2 separate regions of the Mus musculus genome follow, and region 2 is linked to region 1. The links are chromatin loops, found by intact Hi-C in ENCODE. Cell type or tissue: gastrocnemius. All regions are shown on one strand.

The links. A loop is a pair of places that touch in the nucleus more often than their neighbours do. Peaks named below come from ENCODE experiments on the same cell type or tissue, not always from the same donor. Only the 100,000 strongest peaks of a DNase experiment are listed, where the experiment ranks them.
Region 2: a loop joins it to region 1, with 2.8 times the contacts of the local background. A loop is called at or near these places in 14 of 42 quality-filtered maps.

Annotation. Positions count from the first base shown.
Region 1 is chr6:66,961,907-66,966,906 of GRCm38, forward strand. The region is part of intron 3 of Gng12 (guanine nucleotide binding protein (G protein), gamma 12); the gene reads left to right. Among named protein-coding and RNA genes, the nearest start is that of 4930597O21Rik, 40 kb to the left of the region's middle. In gastrocnemius, a CTCF peak has its summit at 1,946 (motif pointing left); DNase peaks (open chromatin) are centred at 800 and 2,533; H3K27ac peaks cover 1,533 bases.
Region 2 is chr6:67,316,449-67,321,448 of GRCm38, forward strand. All of the region lies in intron 8 of Il12rb2 (interleukin 12 receptor, beta 2), which reads right to left. Among named protein-coding and RNA genes, the nearest start is that of Serbp1, 52 kb to the left of the region's middle. In gastrocnemius, a CTCF peak has its summit at 2,274 (motif pointing left); DNase peaks (open chromatin) are centred at 816 and 2,262; H3K27ac peaks cover 319 bases.

The DNA.
Region 1 (5,000 bases):
TTCCAACCCTTCTCATAAATACCTCATTTGAAAGCTGCCTTCTGACTCCTAGGATTGTATGAGCTAATGTAATGTGAAGGCCTCACACAAAATGAACAATCAGTAGTAAACACACGCTTTGGAAAAAATAGGGGAAAATCATTAAAAGTATGTTAGTATCTAGCCCAATAACCTAAAAAGGCACAAGGTTTATTACCTCAAACCACATTCTGTCAATTTTAAAGCAAGACTAATGATAGCCACTCTCCAATGTAGGCCTTTTCCATGGTAAGCAAGTGTACAGCAGGCTCCTGGTAGTGTCTGGCAGCAGAGTCATCTCTATGTATGGGTAAATGTGCAAGTGGGTTTGGGTGTGGAGGCCACAGTACAGCGTTGAGTGATAATTCTCAGATGACTGGCCTGGAACTTGCCAACTAAGCTAACCTGGCTGTCCAGTGAGCCTCAGGGGTCAGCCTGTCTGTCTCCATCTCCCAGCTTTAGGATTACAACTGTGTATCACAGAACACAGTTATTTATGTGTGGTTGCTGGGGGCATCTCAGGTTCTCAAGCTTACCAGGCAAGCCATTTAATGAACAAGTCCTTGGTACACGCAAGCTAGCATGCTATTTTATAACACTGCGAATGCATGCGCTTGCTTACTGCCAGGAGATCTAAGTTTTCTACATTTCCTGCAGTTGTTTTTCACTTTAGGCATGTTGTTACATTTCTCTGCGTCTTGAATGAGAGAAGGAGCCACATGCTGGCCTCTTGACCAGCCACTAGGTGTCATCAATGGTCAACTAATAGAGAAAGTTTTTTTTGCACAGTGTGCAAGCCTGTGTAATTCTCTTTAGAAGCTGGTTGTCTCTGGATGAGGTGGCTGGCTTGCCTTGAAGAGAGGCAGGGAGTTTCTTCAAGCATTTGCATATGTGGACTTTCCAGATAAATGTGATTTAGAGTCCAAGATTCTACTTGTGCTAATACAGGGGAACCTCACAGGTCTCTTGGCAGCAAATGTAAGTCCTGTGGTCAGGTCTTTGCCAGGTGATAACAGGAACTGTACACAGTTCAGCAGTAATATGGGTTTCTCCTGGAGCCACATGCGGTAAAACAGAGCTGTTCTATTACCTGCCAAGTGCCAGGGTCCAAAGGCTTCTTCTTGCCTTGTTCTTGTTTCACAAAGCCAGCTTTTCAAATAGCCCCTCAGATAGTAATGTGGTGCCATCCCAACAGAGGACAAAGGGCAATCTAAAGTGTCAGAATAGATATCACAGATACTTGGGGGGGGGGGGGTCACTCTGGAGCATAATTAGCACCCAGCAGTATTTTGTAGATAATTGGAACTCGGAGTGAAGGAAGGTTAATGTCTTTGGTAAAACCATTCAAGGACAGGATTTTTTTTTTTTTTTTTTTTTTTTTTTGCATGAGCTATTGTTTGTGTCTGGGTGTCTGATTTCTTTTAAAATCTATGAATAAAACCTACTAGTACTTATTGTAAACTTAATATTTAGAAGGTAATATGCTGATTGCTGCACATGAATTTTTTCTGCCTAGTGCTCACAAAACATCCCTTTGATGTGGATATAATTATCATGTTCATTTTACAGATAATGAAACAGAGGCATAGAAAGATTGTAATAGGTCCTATACTTCCTGCAAGTCAACTGTGATTCTAAGACTTAAACTGCAATGTTCCTAACAACTCAAATATATGTTCTATCACTATCATCATTTTAAGATTAGGAAACCCAGGCACAGGGTGGTCTTGGCAGGGTCAGGAAGGAATGGTTCAGAACAGAAATCCGCAGTTAATTCCAAAGTACTTTTTTAAAAAGTTTGCCGGGCTGGTGAGATGGCTTAGTGGGTAAGAGCACCCAACTGCTCTTCTGAAGGTCCAGAGTTCAAATCCCAGCAACCACATGGTGGCTCACAACCATCTATAAGGAGATCTGGCGCCCTCTTCTGGAGTGTCTGAAGACAGCTAAAGTGTACTTACATATAATAAATAAATAAACAAATAAACAAACAAACAAATAAATAAATAAAAAGAGTTTTTTTTAAAACAAGAACATCTCTTTAAAAAAAAGTTTGCTACATTGTATTTTATATGCAGTAAATACTTGGTAAATGTTTATGACCAGCATAGTTAAGGACCTATAATTCATCAATGCAGACAAGAAGAAACCATACAGGTCTACTACCCCTTCCACCCAAAATTGTACTTCTGCCTGCTGCCTTTAGAATTCTGGGCCACAAATGCCATTCCCTGTGGTAGTCTCCACTCTTCAGTTTTTGCTAGAAATTGCATGTCTTTCAAGTAGAACATCAGGGAACAGCATCCTTGGGAGAATCTTGGCTCATTTTATTTTATTTAATTTCTGACATAGATATTTCCTGGACTTGTTTCTTCTTGCATAGTAGTGTCCTGAATAGTCTGTGTAGCCTCAGAAAGCCATGGCTGGAGGTTGCCGTAGTAACAGTCTAGCCCTCTGTATTGCACCATCTGTGTCTACTGTCACATGCACAAAGCACTTTCCAGCCGGGTGTGAGCATGCTCCACACTCCTGATACCAGCCCAATGCCTGGGGAGGGTTCATTAAGAGTCATTGCCCAGATCACCAAGGCCGGGGCTTGGTGCTGCCGTGGCCTGAGGAGGGAGCAGGGCTCAGCTTATCATTCTCCAGACTCACTGGTTTTCTTTCTACTATGCTGCCATATTAGGTAGTCTAAGGGAAGTTGGAGTAAAAACCTCATCAGACTCTTGGATCAGCGCACCAGGCTTGTTTCTGTAGCCACTTGCTCCTCGTAGCATGCTTGCTTTCAGCAAACAGCTCTCAAATGTCTCTCAGATCTCAGCATTCCTTCAGTGTCTTGGGACCCCTGACGCTACCCTCTCAAGAAAAGCACAAGCTTTCTTTTGGAACCTTTCTCTCTAAATACAAGGACATTTTCCACTGACCAGAATCAGTCAGAGGAAGTAGTGGGGAAGGTGTGGAGGAATGTCTCCATGGAAACAGCCGAGGTGGACCGCATTCCCTTTCTCATTGACTCATCAGCCATACTGATCATTGCCTTCTAGCTACACGGGCCATTATTTATCTATCCAGTGCACAGGTAGAATCGGGCTCTTTGTCCTGTAGTCAGAGAGCTAGGAGCCATGGGAACGGAAGGAAGAGATTGGGAGGCCAGATGAGAGCTGGACTTCTCTGGATGTTTTCCTTTCTATCTGCAACAAGAGTGCCTGTCTCTCAAAAGGACACACTTAGGAAGATCATAATGTTTTATGGAGGAAAGAGCCTATTTCCTGTCTAAACTGGGCTGCCCAGGCCCTGTCCAGCTATCTGTGTCTGAGGCAGATCAAAACCCATACAAGATACACCGCCTAAAAAACTCTGGTCCAGAGAATTGTTAAAAGGGGCAGACTACTCCTACAATCTGTTTGGTCTCAGAGATTACAGGTCTGACCACTTGATGAGGCCTGTGAGCAGAGTAAAAGAGGCATGGCCACTTGAGCTGCGTCATACAGGAGTCAGCAGCTGTGCTGGGACCAGATCCATCCCCATGGGAAAGGGTGGCTGAAGAGGAAGGAAGGCCTCATGTCACACATGTATACATACGAAGTTCAGCAGGAGCCTCTTTAAAAGTATCGGCCTTCCATCCTCCATTCCAACAAGAGTTTTTCAGACAAAAAGGAAAATTTAAAACTACTGTATTCTACCACGTTACCCCTAACTCACTTGCCCCTGCTTTTCCATCGGAAAACTGGAGCTGTCCAAAGCCATCACCTTTACGCAGCAGCCAGGCATTGAGGCCGTGCATCTTTTGTTGTTGACCTGTTCCAGCTTAAGAAGCTCCTGCTGCTCTCTAGTGAATGGCTGTGGGGACTCCTGTCTGCCCCACAGCAGACCTGCATCTCACCACAGTTCAGGCGTGTCACTTACGTTCCCCACACAGCCAGGACGGGCTTCTTGTCAAGTACACCCTCTTTACTATTACTTTGCTTGCCTCTCTTTGGGTGAACTGTCCTTTTATGTTCTGGTGCAATGCAGATGATCCTGTGGCAAGCTTTCTCAGTACACATCTGACCTTATGACCCATACTATGTCCTCCAGCTTCTTAGAAAGCATCTGCCACACTGGTGTGTGTGTGTGTGTGTGTGTGTGTGTGTGTGTGTGTATGCACAAGCACATGTGTAAAGGTATCCACAAGGGTCAGAAGAGAGCCTCAGCTGTCCTGGAGCTGGAGTTCAGGCATTTGTGAGCTGTCTGGTATGGATACCGAGTGGGACCAGAACTCCAGTCTCCTAGAAGAGCAGCAAACAGTCTTAGCTCTGAACCATCCCTGCAGCCCTATCTCCACGCTGTTTTGAAGTTGCTTTTCATTGTCCTCAGCCCTTAGCCTTTAAGCCCATTGAGGTCAGTGGGTTTGTCATAGTACCAGACCATGGTGCAAACAGGACTAGCAGGCAGTGCACATCCAACTTCTGCTTCATTGTACAGTGCTCAGCTCTACTTGTTCTATTTAAAGCTTCATCATCGCAGTATAGAGCCTCTCCTGTAAACAAACAGAAACTTTTTTCTAGTGAGGGCCTAGGACCAGGATATATTTAGCACAGCTAGTTGAAGACTGCTATTCATTGTTAAAGTCCTAGAACATTATAAAACTCCTAAGCGCCCTTGACTCATCAGAGGCAAATTAGATTATTCATTTAGCAAACATTCTGAGTGTACCCTTTGCACAACAGTGTGCTCAGTGTGATGGAATATGTCAGGGTAGGCTGACAGGGTTTGCTCCTAGGATGGATCATGGGGCTTTTATATTTTCTTCCTATATTGAACATTAGCAGATAGAGTGAGCCTAAAGAAGGCTGGCCTTCAGGGTAAAGTCACATTTCATATAAGACTGAACAGTGGAGGTGGGCTCTTCACTCAGATTCGGGGTAAGATAGACCACCAACCTTCTTATGCTTCACAGAAAGGCTGCAACCTTTCCGACCAGTGCCAACACAGAAAAGAACTGC
Region 2 (5,000 bases), 350 kb after region 1:
AGCATGGTTGCTCTCGGAGGCTGGACTGCCCGGCCCTGCTGCAGGTGACTCTACTGTATGACTTTTTTATTTATATCTTCCAATCTCCACTGTACACTTTCATTCAGTGATTCACATCTTCACACTTTCTTTTTAGTAAATAAAGTTAAACCAGTGAACATTTTAAAAAGATAATTCTTCAAAAACACATTGACTTTCCTTTCTTCACAAAGTTTACTAATGGTAAACACAACTAATAGGAAAAGCGTGGGATCTGAATGTAGAGGGCTGGCTCTGAGCTGTGACTTTATCATCTCTCAGTTCTTGAGGCAAACATTCACTTCTTCCGGGTTTCTGTTTTAAAATTTGTAAAACAACAGAGAGAGAGAGATTCACAGAGACACACAGAGAGACACACAGAGAAAAACAAACACAGAAAGCATGGGCATGGGTGGGCGGGCGGGTGGGGGAGAGGGTGCTTTTCTACGTATAGAAAATGCAATGCTGCTTGAAACAACCATCCCAAGACTTCCAGGAGCTAAACGAGTAAAATTGATGCTTAGGAACTTGAATTAGCCATCTGTGCTGGGAAACCTAGTTCCAAACTGCAAAATTTTGATTGAGATCATTTGGGAACAAACCTACAAAGTAAGCAGAAACTAACTGATATTACTCTCCAGTCTGTACAGTGTTTTGTCCAATGGTCATGGCAAATGAAAGCACAGACTAGGAAGAGTTGTCAGGTCTAACCCTGGCAGTGCCCATGGCTACCTACTGCAGAAAGAAGGCAGGGCTTACAGGTTTTAAGTGACATAGTTTTCTGGGCACAGCTATCCGTTCACGGCAGGAGACTCTGTCCAAGGTCCAGCCAATGCCCTTGCTCTGGTTTCTCACTTACTAGGAGGCCGAATAATGCAGTTTCTCTGCCCAAAGAGTTTGAGCTGACACGAACATATGGCACACGTCAGTTCTTTCACTTTAAGTGAACAAACCAGCTTTCTGATTGTAATTTGGATTTGGAGACATTTAGCACAGGAGGAAGACTGTTCTGGTGTGCTGAGTCAGGACTTCCGCTGGCCTAGTGGCTGCATTCTTACTGTAAATTAATGAGCGCTCAGCTTTGTACATTGCTGTTTCTGGGAGCTTAGTTAATGTAAGATGCAAGTCTGTTGGGGGAAACTCTTTGGTCTCCAAGTACTGGGTGAAGACAGTGCTGCTGGGGAACTCTTGGAGACAATTGAGCATTGTCCTGAAGTCATCTTTTCAGGTATCCATTACAATCAATCTCACTGCCTGTTTGAAGATTGTATAAGCAAGTGCGTGTTTTTAATCATATTCCCCAGTTGTATATGTGTGTACGCGCGCCTGAGCACGCGTTTGTCTTTTTTTTTTAAACAGGATCTCACTGTGCAACCCTAGCTGATTTAGAACTCACTACATAAACCAGGCTGACCTCAAATTTGTGTTAGCCCTCCTGGGATTATAGGTGCGCACCAGCAAGCACCATATTAATAAGCCTGGCCTTTATCAAAGGAGAAAGAGAACATAGATGAAGCAAACGCTGGTGCGGAAACCACCCTCTGGCAGGAAGGGGGCGTTTCGTGAACAGTTAACCTGAGGAAAGACTTGGTGGGGGAAATCAGACAGTCTGTGTTAGATACACTTGTCTTTGAACCTATAGGGCTGGCAAGGAAGGATGGTGTAAGAGACAGCTGAGGGGATGCATTTCTGGAACGAGCGCTTGCTTCCATCTGTAGTGTTTTTTTTTTTTTTTTTTCTTTTCTCCCTCTGCTGTGATGTATTGCTCCTAAGGCCTGAGACAGTGAGGTTCAGGCCACCACAATTTACAGATAGAATTCCCCGTCACCTTTCCAGCCCAAAGTTGCAAAGCACCTTCTCCAGCCCAGAGGTTATGACCCATTCCTACACACAGCGTCAGCTAAGAGCCTGAGTTTAGCAATTTGGAATGGGTGAGAATACGATTTCTTTTTCCCAAGAGCCAAAAGGCTCTGAATCATAGGAGATGAACTCTGAAGATGTACGACTTGCCGAGCCAATTGGCTCTGTAGATAAATGTATTTGCACTCCAGTGGCACTCGTCTGAGACGGTGATAAGGGAGAGAAAGAACAGTTTTTTTTTTTTTTTTTTTTTTTTTAACCATGAGCTTTACATTTCTTGTCATGTTTAGGTCTTCTCATTTCCCATTCTGAGGAGTGAGCCCAGGCTGCTGCGTAATTAGCTCAAGCCCTACCCAGGGAGAAGACATATGAGAGCATAGAACGCCCTCTGGTGGGCAGCGGCGAGCAGCGTTATCTGGAGTGTGCAGCCCTCAATCTTGGTAGGGTTGCTAACACCTGGATCTCGTCTAACAGGGTTGAGTGTGGACCTCAGGCCAATGTCCATACATGATAAGAGCATGCTACAAGACAGTGCCATCCTTTTGATTTCCTTCTCCAGTTTTCTCTCTTCACTGTATGGAAACACTGCAAATGAAGAACACCCTGGCTAATCCTAAGGTAAAGGCTCTCAGAATCAAAAATAAACTTAGGGAACAAAACCTGAGACCGTCTTAACACCTAAACATAAGAAGAACAAAATTTGACATATCTCAGAATGTGACACACTTGATTTGAATTTTTTAGTTAAAAATCTACCAGAGGAAGGCACCTCTGAATGGATAAACTATTTATTATTAAGACTTAGATAAAACCTGTTGTATTTATTTTAAAGTAAAGCTTGACCCCTAGATGCAAACGAGGCAAAGAAGGAAAACTAGGTGGCTGTGTGGCACAGTGGACAGAGTGCTGGCTCTAATGTCAGAAGGGAAAAACTGTTAGAGTTTGGCTAATGTCAAAGAAGAGCAGCCCCTTCCAAAGCTCAGGTGTTTGGACGCATTAGGCACAGTTCTTCTTGCTTGGATTGTTGCTGGTTTTGTGCATGTGTGACGCTGGGGATTGAGTAAGGCCTTGTGCGTGCTAGTATGGGCTCTTCACACTGAGCTGTATCCCCAGCCTCCATGCTCAGTAGGAGGACCTTTGGTTTTCTCACTTCTCTGTGTAACACCTGTTACACAGAGTTCCTTTTCATCACTCTGAGACAGAATATCCCTACTTTCAAAATAAGGATAATAACATCAACTCTTGGCCTCTCCTTTGGCCCTCTTTGAAATTTCTACTGATGTTAGGGCTATATACAAAGTACATAGAATTTGTGAGTTGAAAACTGAATATTGGGTTGGCAGGATTCCTCAGTGGTTAAAGAGGTATTTGCTAGTATGCCTGATGATGTGAGTTCAATTTCTGACACCCACATGGTGGAAGGAGACATCAGGCATCCACACTATGAATGGCACATGCACACAACCTCAAATAAATAAATATAGAAACAACAGCAGCAACAACAAAACCAAAACAAAACCCCCGCACAAACTTGAGTACCTTCATTTTGGAATTCATAACTTATATTCAGCAACCCTAGTACAAAGTGGAGAAATAGGAAGCAGTCATGCTGTTGGTTTGCCTTACTGAGATGAGGGTTCACTGTGTTGCCCAGGATAGCCTTGAGTTCCTAGGCTCGCTGATTGCCCCGAATCAGCGTTTTTAGTAGTCAGGACTGTAGGTGCATCACAGTCCTATTCTAATTTTGATTTAAAATGTTAAGCATCACTCCACGATCTTCCATGCCTCTGTTCTTCCTCCCCTGCAGGCTATCAGCTCACTTGACATCCTCATGGGTTTGAACAAAGCTTGCCTCATCACAGGAAGGCTGCTCTCACTTTCTCTAATTACCTTGTGAATCTTCATGATAGTCTCGTGCCCTGTACATTAGTATTATCTTAAGTTAACTCATAATGAAAGTATGTACGGAGAGGCTAAACACCTTGCTTAAGAACACACGAGGTCCACCACTATTTAGCTGCAACAGAGTCACATAGAGACTCCTGCTTTCTCATTAGGTCAGAGGCTAGAACTCTTGCTAGCCCTGGCATATCCCTCAACTGCCACAGAATGAGTTGAGACCCTGATTCCTCAGGTCAGTGTGGGAAGCCACATGTGCCGTTGCTGAGTGGCACTGACTACTGCTGGCCACCATACATAAGATTGGACAAACAACCAATGTGTACATATGCAGTAAAGTTTTTTGCAAAGACACTGCCTGGCCCAGGCATGATAATGAGGTTCTGTAAGGTACTGAGAGTATAACCAATCAGATGAGGAACATGCAAATGAGGCTTAGTGCATAACCAATCCGGGTATGAGACACGCCTCTCCTAGGCCTATAAAAGCAGCACCAGTTCTGGGCTCGAAGTCTTTTCGCCTCTGCAATCAAGCTCTCCCAATCAACGTGTGCAGAAGGATCCTGTTGCAGCGTCGTTCTTGCTGGTCGAGTCCGGTGCGCGCAAGAGGTCAGCAACCAGCACCCTTAGTGACCCAGAACTCCAAACCCCAGCCATATAGAGAACCTATCTGCTTGTCTGGTCACTGGCCAGTGCTCCTGCTGACCCAAAATTTCACCCCCACCCCCTGTCCCAGGCGATACATGGAGATCACTGCTGCTGATCACTTTTCAGAATCAGAGGCTGACACTCCTGCTAATACTAGTACCTCATCCTCAACTGCCACAGAGTCAACTTGCTTGTCAGATCAAAGGCCAGAACTCCTAATGATCCTGATGCTCTACCACCCCACTACCACAGTACTGCACAGAGATCCCATCAGCTCCTTAGGTCAAAGGCTAGTAGCTCAGCTGACTCTGGCACTCTCTCTCTTTGGTACTACAGGATCACATTGAGTGCTGGCTCATGAGGGCAAATGCCACACTCCTGCTCCTGAGGCATCTCGCTTGTCACCATCTTGCTTTTTGCTCGCAAAAAGCAACCAAAAATGAATAGAAGTGAAATATTAAATAAGGCAAATAATAAGAAAAATCTCAGTGGAAAAACCTCACCCATGGAATGGACCACGTGGAGGACAAAATATCAGGGCTTGAGAGAAGCTATAAGGCTGCATCATTTAATTCA